Regions from separate parts of the Homo sapiens genome. Here region 1 is linked to region 2. Evidence: read pairs that join two places in POLR2A ChIA-PET (ENCODE). Cell type or tissue: endothelial cell of umbilical vein. All regions are shown on one strand. Links, peaks and the distances in the headings refer to the core of each region. The heading gives the core; the rest is flanking DNA.

Region 1 (5,360 bases), core at 1,785-4,284, 210 kb after region 2:
AAATGTAAATCCTCTAGCTTTGTTTTATTTCATAAAGTTGTTTTGGTTATTTACGTCTTCTGCATTTCCACATAAATGTTAAGCCTTCCTTGTTAATTTACACAAGAGCTTGGATTGTATAAAATGAACTATTTTGGAAGTATGAGTGTGTGTGTGTGTGTGTGTGTGTGTGTGTATACTCATTGTAATAACATATAATCAGAAATCTAAAAAATAATATTAGGAAATAATATTTTTAATACAAGTGTTCAGGCTTTCAATAGTTAACTATTTAATATTTATATAGATTGAGGTGACTAAAGAATGTGTTCACCAAAAAAGGCCTAAATTCATTAAGACAGTCTCTGTGAAAAAGGGATGTTAAAGGTTATGAGAAAAGTTACTAGATCTGCATTTTTAAAATAAAAATGACTTTCTGAGATATTGGACAGAAGCAGCTTTAGTTATTTGGAGGTCGAGCATACATGTCTACTATGATTCACCATAAAGCCATATTAGCAGCCATTGGCCAGTACATTTCGCATTATTTCCTTTTGCATATTTCATATGATAAATTCCTTTTAAGTTTGAGCACCAATAAAAAATTAGGCATTTCTTTTTTAAAATAGTAGGCTTCCTTTAATCAGGTATTTTGAATTATCTTTTGATTCTCTTTTCCATTGTAAATTAGCAAATTACAGAGATTATATTAATTTATTATAAATGTACTCCCATTTTATTTAAAAAGGTGATAGTATTATACATTTTAATCTCTAATCACTGTAAACTATGGAAATATCAAGCCTCTAATTGAAAATATTCCTGAAAGCATCAGTAGGAAAGAATCAATCTCTTGGTCTCAGTCATGTAGCAAGAGCATTCCATGATTGTTTTAACTGCATGCTTACATATTTTAGTTACGTCTTATTGTAAAATGTCAATGCCATTATAGAAATTTCAAATTTAAAAAGTACATCTTGTCCTTGGACACTGTGGCCTCAAAAGACTAGCTGAAGTTTTTCTTCACCTTAATTATCATTGCTGAACTTGTAGGAGGGGTGGTTTAAATGTGTCAGTGACTTAAAACGAGAATTCTCTCTTTGATTTGGATAATCCATGAAAACTAGTGATGTTACCTTGTTCATGAAGGAACAATGCAGAGAAGACACCACACTGGCTGTCATGAGAAGAATGGACAATAGGAGATGAAGAATGAAAAGACAGAATTCTGCAAGACAACAGTTGCAGTAAAGTTGTTTAGTTTCTTTGCATTGCCACATTAAAAAAAGGAAAGACAAAGCAGCTAGACATCGAAACAAAACTAAACACGAAACACCAAGGACAATATATTTTTTAAAAACATGGTGACAGGATGTTTTCATGAATCCCAAAATATGGGGTGTGGAGACAAGCCACCTGACTACAAGTGACATCTTGTGTAGGAGGAAGCAAGGAAAGCATTGGTGGGATGATTCCAGAACAGCAGCTCTAAAAGGAGGGGTTTGTTTTCTCCAATACCAGTAGGGCTCAAGGGGCTTGTGTAAGATAAGCTGAAGGGGATGGAGCAGTGTAGCTCCTCTGAAATCACCTGCCAGGGATCCCTTTTAGGGCAGGGACCTACACTGAAGAGAGACTGCTTCTAGTGGAATGAAAATCAAGCAGGATAGGGACAACAAAGGTGACAGAGAGAGAAGGTTTAGACTAAAGGGACGGAGGAGAATAAAGGCAGAACATCTCAGAAAGCCAAGTTGACATATTTTTGAGCCCTAGACACAACCAATAGAAGGGAGCTCTGTGAAGTTTGAAAGGCTTTTCACACCTCTTTCAGAAAATTCAGAAACCTTCACATCTCTTTCTGAAAGTTCAGAAAAACTAACGACATAAAAAATAAAAGTCCTTCCTACTACACATAGAAATCTTTGGAAACAAAACAATAAACAAGCATAGCAAAACTCTGAAAAGATACATGGAAGAAGATGGGCTGTCCAGAGACATCAAGAGTTGATGAACTGCAGGGTGATGAGTTCTCTGTTTCCTTCTGCTTCTCATATGCCATGGACAGGGCACTACAGAAACCTCCAACCCAGAACTACCAATAGGCACAGACAATGAAACAAAAGCCTTAAGAAAAGTGTGTTCTCTTTAGCCAAAGGTCTTGGAATGGATGGGCTATGAATAGAAAAGCTTTTAGCAATATCAGCCCTACACCAGCCAAACACCAACAGAAAAGCTGTACTACCCTCTACCCTGTGGAAGCAAGCAAGGGAACTCTGATTTCCCAATCTGGTGGTATTGGCAGGGCCGAGCACAGAGCTAATCTTGCATCCTCTGCCTGGCAGAAGTGGGTGGCAGGAGGAGCTGAGATTCCATGCCTTGCCTGGAAGCAGACAGTGCTCTGATTCCCCCACAGGGGTAGTGTCAGTGGGGTCAAACAGTGAGCTGAGCCTTCACCCCCACCCAGCAGCAATGAAATTTGACAATGCAGTAAAAGGCAGAGCTGGTTACAATGAGGCTTCACCCCTCCAGGCCCTGTCATGAAGGTCCATTGGGTGCTGACCCTTCACCTCCACTTGGCAACAACAAGGCAGAATAGAGTGTCATAAGGAAGGGTAGCTGATGTTTTGCTTCTCCCCTTTCCTGATATCAACAATATGCAGAGCCAAGCTGACCCTCCACTCCTACTCATAGCAACAAGGTGGTGTGAGTCAGCCTTCCACCTTTCCTACCTTCCCTCCCACCCCACAACCCCGAAGGCAGTGGAGCCAGTCAGGGAGCTGGTCACATAGTCACACTCAGAGGCAACAAGGTGGTGTGAGTCAGCGTCCCACTTTGACCAGGAAGATGACTGTGGGATGAAGAAGGACTTGAACTTTCACCCCACCCATCTGCAACAATGCAGTGTGAGTCAGTGCCCCATTTTTACCAGGATGGTTTGGAGGAGTCTATTAGGAAGCTGAACAAACACACCCACCTGACCCTGGCACTATACCCACTTAAAAAAGGTTAACTAGGATTCATGGTCTCATAATATAGAAAATATCTGGGATACAATTTAAAAAATGCTTGACATGCCAAGAATCAGAAAAATCCCACAGAAATGAGAAAAAAAATAACAGACACTAACACCAAGATAAATCAGATAGGGTATTATCTAACAAGTGTTTTCAGGCAACTATCAAATGCCTCAACAAGCAATTGCAATTTTAAAAAAGATTAAATGGATTAAATTTAAAAAAGATTAAATAGAATTCACAGTCTCATAATATAGAAAATATCTGGGATACAATTAAAAAAATGCCAAGAATCGGAAAAATCCTACAGAAACAAGAAAAAAATAACAGATACTAACACCAAGAGAAATCAGATAGAGTATTATCTAACAAGGGTTTTCGGGCAGCTATCAAATGCTTCAACAAGCAATTGCGATTTTTTTGGAGTAAAAAAATAGAAAATTTCACCAAAGAAACAAAAATTACAAAAAGAAACCAAATACAAGTTAGAGAACTGAAAAATATGATAACCACAATAAAAAGCCTGCTGGATATGCTCAATAGTATAGTGGACATAAAAGAGGATAAAATCAATGAACCTGAAGACAGATCAATAAAATTTACCCAATGTGAGCAGCAGAAAAAAAGGTAAGAAAAGAGAACAATTACAGCATGTCAGGGATCTATAAGACAATAACTAAAGGGTTAACATTTGTGTTAACAGAGATCCAGTAGGAGAGAGAGGCACTGAAAAAGTGTCTGAAAAAATAAAGGCTGAAATGTCTCAAATTTGGGAAAAGACATAAATCTACAGATTGAAGAATCTGAGTGATTCCCAAACATGGTAAGCCCAAAGACATTGATGCCAAGACACATAATAATTAAGTTTCTGGAAACAAAAAAAAACAAAGAAAAAAGTCTTGAAAGCATCAGAGAGAAACAACACATTACTTGCAGAGCCTCAATTTAAATAACTTATTTTTCCTTCCTTCCTTCCTTCCCCTTCCTTCCTTCCTTCCTCTTTCTTTCTTTCTTCCTTTCTTTTCTTAGACAGAGACAGAGTCTCACTCTGTGGCCTAGTCTGGAGGGCACTGGTGCAATCATGGCTTACTTCAGCCTCAACCTCCCAGGCTCAAGTGATCCTCTAGCCTCAGCCTCCCAAGCAGCTGGGACCACAGGCACATGCCACCATGCCCAACTAAGTTTTGTATTTTTTGTAGGGACAGGGTCTCCCTATGTTGCCCAGGCTGGTCTTGAACTCCTGGGCTCAAGTGATCCTCTTGCTTCAGCCTCCCAAAGTGCTGGGATTATAGGCATCAGCTATCACACCTGGCCCAACATTTTCAATCTGAAACCCTGGAGCTGGAAGAAAGTAGAAAGCAATTTTTAAGTACAGAAAAAAAAAAAAAAAAGAACTGTCAACCCAGAATTCTACATCCAGTGAAAATATCCTTTAAGAATGAGGCCAGACACAATAGCTCACAAGTTGAAACTTAAGACAGGAAAGAGCATCAAAAATGAGTAAAAATAAGGGCAAATATGACAGACTATCCAACCTCTCATGAGTTTCTTAAATGATAATTGAGTGTTAAAGCAAAAACTCTACACCTAATATGGTGTTCAATGTATATGGAGGAAATGCCACAGAAATTTTATTTTAAAAGTGGAGAGAGTAAAGGGGTGTAAATGTAGAAAAGGTTGTTAAACCACACTAGAATTGGTTAAACATCAGTACTAGTAGACTGTGATGAGTTACATATGTGTATTGTTATACCTAGAGCAACCACTCAGAAAACTATCCAAAGCTGTATGATCAAAAACACTATAAGCCTGGGCATGGTGGCTCATGCCTGTAATCCCAGGACTTTGGGAGGCCGAGGCAGGTGGATCGCCTGAGGTCAGGAGTTGGAGACAAGCTTGGCCAACATGGAGAAACCTCATCTCTACTAAAAATACAAAAATTAGCTGGGCGTAGTGACATGTCCCTGTAATCCCAGCTACTCAGGAGGCTGAGGCAGGAGAATCGCTTGAACCTGGGAGGTGGAGGTTGCAGTGAGCCAGGATGCGTCACTGCACTCCAGCCTGGGCAACAAGAGCAAACTCCCTCTCGAAAAAAAAAAAAAAAACTATAAATAAAACAAAATAGAATCCTAATAAATATGCAAATAACCCACAGAGAGGGAAGAAATGAGACATATGAACAAGAAACACAGGAAACTGGCCGGATGCGGTGGCTCACACCTGTAATCCCAGCATTTTGGGAGGCCAAGATGGGCAGATTACCTGAGGCCAGGAGTTTGAGATCAGCCTGGCCAACATGGTGAAACCCCGTCTTTACTAAAAATACAAAAATTAGCCAGGTGTGGTGGCACACGCCTGTAATCCCAGCTA
Region 2 (5,360 bases), core at 1,367-3,866:
ACTATGCCAATGTCAACATTCTGGTTGTAATGTACTATAGTTTTGGTGATATTACCATTGCTGAAGACTGGGTAAAGGGTACATGGGATTTCTCTGTAAGAGTTTTTGTACCTGCAGGTGAATCTACAATTATCTCAAACAAAACTTAAAAAAAATTATGGAAGAAAATGGAAAGAGTTGGCAGAAACTACAAATAAATATGTATTCACCTCACCCCACGATGACACTTGGCTCTTATCCACCTTAGAAAAGTATGAAGATTTATTTGGAGGGAGAAGTCTCCTGTGCACTCTAAAGTCTCTAAGGCTGCCTCAAAGTTGAGTCTCATCAGTATCACTAAGATCTCTTGCAGAAGGGAGCACTATTAAAGCTTGTGAATTACTTTCTTACTTCTCCAAAACAGTTAGAGATAGATTTGCTTTATTTTTAAGATATTCTGTGCTAACTAGTAGCCCCTGGGCCAAAGAATTCATGACGCATTTCAAAGACCAGGCAAATTTCACAAATGGTCATAATGGATGAGGCTAGTATTTCCAATGTGGAAGCACACAGGACAGACTGGAGTACCTGAAACATGCCCACGGGCACGTGGGTCTGGGACTGGAAGGGAGGAGCATGGGCTCTGACTCTTAGGAGGAAAGTCATTCAAGATCTCAATCGCCACAAGGCGGACTGTGGCTTGCCTTTCAAGACAGTTGAACATGCTTTTTCAACAGATGCACACAAAGGGTTGGACAAAACTGCTTGGAGACTTTCTCACTTGGTTTGTGGTTACCTCAAAAACTGACAAGGGATAGTTATGTAAAATGTGAACACTGGGGAAGGATGGAGAGGGACATATGGACACTCATTGTACTATTTTTGTAACTTCTATAAGTAGTTCAAATAAAACATTTTTTAAAAGCTAACTTTGTCTTGGTTGGAAATTTGCTCAAGTCACTTTTGTTTAGTCAGTGAACAGGTAAGTATTTTCCCCCTTGAAAGTCAGTAAACATCTCGGTGAGGAGAGACCCTCGGACGCCCAGCCATGCTTAGGGTCTGGCCCTTCCACACCCACCTCATTGTCACTGCTGGATGTCTCAGTGTCATAGGAGGGCATGGGCTGACGCACAGGTGGCTCTTTCTCCTCAGGGTCATTGTGTTCACACTTTGCCAGGGACAAGGGTTCCTAATGTGTCTAGAGTTTGTTCCTTCCGGTGGGTTCATGGTCTCGCTGGCTTGCCGTGGACCTTCGTGGTCAGTGTTACACAGTGTTACAGCTTTTTTTTTTTTTTTTGAGACGGAGTCTCACTCTGTTGCCCAGGCTGGAGTGCAGTGGCATGATCTCAGCTCACTGCAAGCTCTGCCTCCCGGGTTCACGCCATTCTCCTGCCTTAGCCTCCCCAGTAGCTAGGACTACAGGCGCCTGCCACCATGCCCGGCTAACTTTTTGTGTTTTTTAGTAGAGATGGGGTTTCACCGTGTTAGCTAGGATGTTCTTGATCTCCTGACCTTGTGATCTGCCCGCCTCGGCCTCCCAAAGTGCTGGGATTACAGGCGTAAGCCACCGCGCCTGGCCAGTGTTACAGCTCTTAAAGGTGGCACCCAAAGAGTGAGCAGAAAGAACAAAGTTTCTACAGCCTGTATGAGGACCCAAGCAGGTTGCCGCTGCTGGCTTTGGGGGAGGGGATGGGGGAGTGGCCAGCTTTTATTCCCTTATTTGTCCCCGCCCATGTCCTGCTGATTGGCCCATTTTACAGAGTGCTGATTGGTCCATTTTACAGAGCACTGATTGGTGCATTTTACAAACCTCTAGCTAGCTACAGAGTGCTGATTGGTGCATTTTACAGAGTGCTGATTGGTGCATTTTACAAACCACTAGCTAGCTACAGAGCGCTGATTGGTGCGTTTTTACAGAGCACTGATTGGTGCATTTTACAAACCTCTTGTAAGACAGAAAAGTTCTCCAAGTCCACACTCAACCCAGGAAGTCCAGCTGGCTTCACTAAGGGGGCAGAAGGTCACATGAATTTTATTCAGCCAAGAAATAACATCTAAGAACAGTGAGATCCATGCTTTATCCTTTATACAGCTTTATGCTTGCAAATAAAGGGCACGATTATGGGAATTTTTCTCAGTTGAAAAGGTAGTTTTCAGTATTTCTAGCTGCTGAAGAATTCTCATGCTGACCCCATTTCTTATCCTACACCACAGAACTACTGATGCTCAGAGAATGATGAGAAGCATATTTACAACAGTAATTTCTCTTATAATTCTTACCCTTAGGATCCCCCTTATTAATTCATGGCACAGTCAGCATGTGTTGGGGCTCTTCTGGATGAAAAGAATGGGTTTTAATGACAAACCCAAAAGTTCCTCAAGACAATTTGTATTTTTAGTAATTAAAACAGAAATCAGGAAGCCAGGCACGGTGGTTCAAGCCAGGCGCAGTGGCTCATGCCTGCAATCCAAGCACTTTGGGAGGCTGAGGTGGGTGGATCGTCTGAGGTCAGGAGCTCAAGACCAGCCTGGCCAATGTAGTGAAACCCCATCTCTACTAAAAATACAAAAAATTAGCTGGGCATGGTGGCGGGTGCCTGTAATCCTAGCTACTAGGGAGGCTGGGGCAAGAGAATCGCTCGAACCTGGGAGGCGGAGGTTGCAGTGAGCTGAGATAGAGCCATTGCACTCCAGTGTGAGCAATAAGAGCAAAACTCCATCTCAAAAAAAAAAAAAAGAAAAGAAAAGAAAACAGGAATTTGATATTTCTGGTGTTTAATGATTGACAACAAGCAATATGTGTTCTGGCCATTACATTGAGACTCTAATTTGGCAACTCCAGACACTCCTGTTCCTTGACCCTGGTGATCTCTACTGATACTAGAAGGAGAGGGGAGTGCCATTAAGTAATGAGTCATAGCTACCATCACAATAAGCTCTGCCAGGTTTTCTCCAAGTTGGCATAGTCACTAAGAAAGGCAACAAAAAGATACTTGGTCTGGTTGCTGCTCAACTAATACCAAGAACAGCTCACATTTATACAGCACTTACTGTGTGCCAGATACTAAGAATCATATATGAAATCATTTAATCTTCATAACAATCTTAAAATTAGGTACTAGTATCATTCTCATTTTAGAGGTAAGAAAATTAAGTACAAAGAAGTTAAGGTTAGCTAATAAATGAAGGAGGTAGGATTTGAACATAAGCAGTTCCTGACTCATGGCTGAGTCATGATTTAAAAATACAAAACCTTTATGCCTTAATTTTTCCTTCTGCCAAGAAAAATAAAAATATAACTAATAAATGATTAAACACATTTTATTTAAGGCTCTCCTTATGGAGCTGTACAAATTAAAAGTTCTAAGGCTGAATTTAAAGTAATAGTTACAAAGTATCTGCTTTCTTCTTTCTTAGAGTCTATCTCTCAATTTGAGGACCATTCTTTCCTTCCTTAGATAAACCATCTAAAATTAATACAACTCTTCTATTTACAGGTGACATGATTTTATTTGTAGAAAATTCTAAGGAATACACACACACACAGAAAAAAAAATCATTAAAGCCAATACATGAATTCAGAAGGTTGCAGGACATAAAATCAACATATAAAGATCAATTGTATTTCCATACACTAATAAAGAACAATCCAAAAATAAAATTAAGAGAACAATTCCATATACAATAGCATAAAAAAGAACAAAATAGTCAGGAATAGGCCAGGCACAGTGGCTCAAGCCTATAATCCCAGCACTTTGGGAGGCTGAAGTGAGAGGATGGTTTCAGCCCAGGAGTTTGAGACCAGCCTGGGCAACATAATTAGACCCTGTCTCTACAAAAAGTAAAAATAAAAAAAGTTTGTCTGGGCATGGTGCCTCATGCCTGTAATCTTAGCACTGTGGGAGGCCGAGGTGGGCAGATCACTTGAATCAGGAGTTCAAAACCAGCCTGGCCAACATGGTGAAGCCCTGTATCTACTAAAAATACAAAATAATTTGCCAGGCATGGTGGTGGGCACCTGTAATCCCAGCTATTTGGGAGGCTGAGGCAGGAGAATCACTTGAACCCAGAAGGCAGAGGTTGCAGTGAGCTGAGATCACACCACTGCACCCTACCCTGGGCGACAGAGTGGGACTCCATCTCAGAAAAACAAAATAAAATAAAAAATAAGAAAAGTTAGCCAGGCGTGGCACACACTTGTGGTCCCAGCTGCTCAGGAGGCTGAGGCAGAGGATCACTTGAGCCTAGCAGGGTGAGGTTGCAGTGAGCCATGTTTGTGCCATTGCACTCCAGCTTGGGTGACAGAGTGAGACTCTGTTTCAAAAAAATAAAATAAATAAATGCAAAACTTGTATGCAAAGAGCTACAAAATATTTTAAGAAATTAAAGAAGATCCAAATTAATGGAAAGATATCCCATGTTCATACATCAGAAGAAATAGTATTTTATAGATGGCAATACTCTCCAAATTGATTCAATGCAATACATATAAGAATCTCAGCTAGCTTAGAAGTGGATAAACTGGGCCGGGTGCAATGGCTTATGCCTGTAATCCCAGCACTTTGGGAGGCTGGGGCGAGTGGATCACAAGGTCAGGAGTTTGAGACCAGCCTGGCCAATATGGTGAAAACCCATCTCTACTAAAGATACAAAAAATTAGCTGGGCATGCAAAAGAACAAAGCTGGAGGCATCACGCTACCTGACTTCAAACTATACTACAGGGCTACAGTAACCAAAACAGCATGGTACTGGTACCAAAACAGAGATATAGATCAATGGAACAGAACAGAGCCCTCAGAAATAATGCCACATGTCTACAACCATCTGATCTTTGACAAACCTGACGAAAACAAGAAATGGGGAAAGGATTCCCTATTTAATAAATGGTGCTGGGAAAACTGGCTAGCCATATGTAGAAAGCTGAAACTGGATCCCTTCCTTACACCTTACACAAAAATTAATTCAAGATGGATTAAAGACTTAAATGTTAGATCTAAAACCATGAAAACCCTAGAAGAAAGCCTAGGCAATATCATTCAGGACATTGGCATGGGCAAGGACTTCATGACTAAAACACCAAAAGCAATGGCAACAAAAGCCAAAATTGACAAATGGGATCTAATTAAACTAAAGAGCTTCTGCACAGCAAAAGAAACTACCATCAGAGTGAACAGGCAACCTACAGAATGGGAGAAAATTTTTACAATCTACCCATCTGACAAAGGGCTAATATCTACAAATAACTTAAACAAATTTATGAGAAAAAATCAAACAACCCCATCAAAAAGTGGGTGAAGGATATGAACAGACACTTCTCAAAAGAAGACATTTATGCAGCCAACAGACACATGAAAAAATGCTCATCGTCACTGGCCATCAG

The links. ChIA-PET counts read pairs that join two places held together with the same protein. Peaks named below come from ENCODE experiments on the same cell type or tissue, not always from the same donor. Only the 100,000 strongest peaks of a DNase experiment are listed, where the experiment ranks them.
Region 1: POLR2A ChIA-PET joins it to region 2 with 5 read pairs; 2 of 35 experiments call an interaction of 5 or more read pairs at or near these places.

Annotation. Positions count from the first base shown.
Region 1 is chr9:96,881,844-96,887,203 of GRCh38, forward strand. It overlaps a transcript of ZNF782 not described here. Among named protein-coding and RNA genes, the nearest start is that of ZNF782, 30 kb to the left of the region's middle. RefSeq lists an enhancer at 2,127-3,326. In endothelial cell of umbilical vein, for the core only: no CTCF peak of the experiment used is centred there; a DNase peak (open chromatin) is centred at 2,808.
Region 2 is chr9:96,672,179-96,677,538 of GRCh38, forward strand. No RefSeq gene overlaps it. Among named protein-coding and RNA genes, the nearest start is that of PRXL2C, 20 kb to the left of the region's middle. In endothelial cell of umbilical vein, for the core only: no CTCF peak of the experiment used is centred there; a DNase peak (open chromatin) is centred at 2,923; H3K27ac peaks cover 705 bases.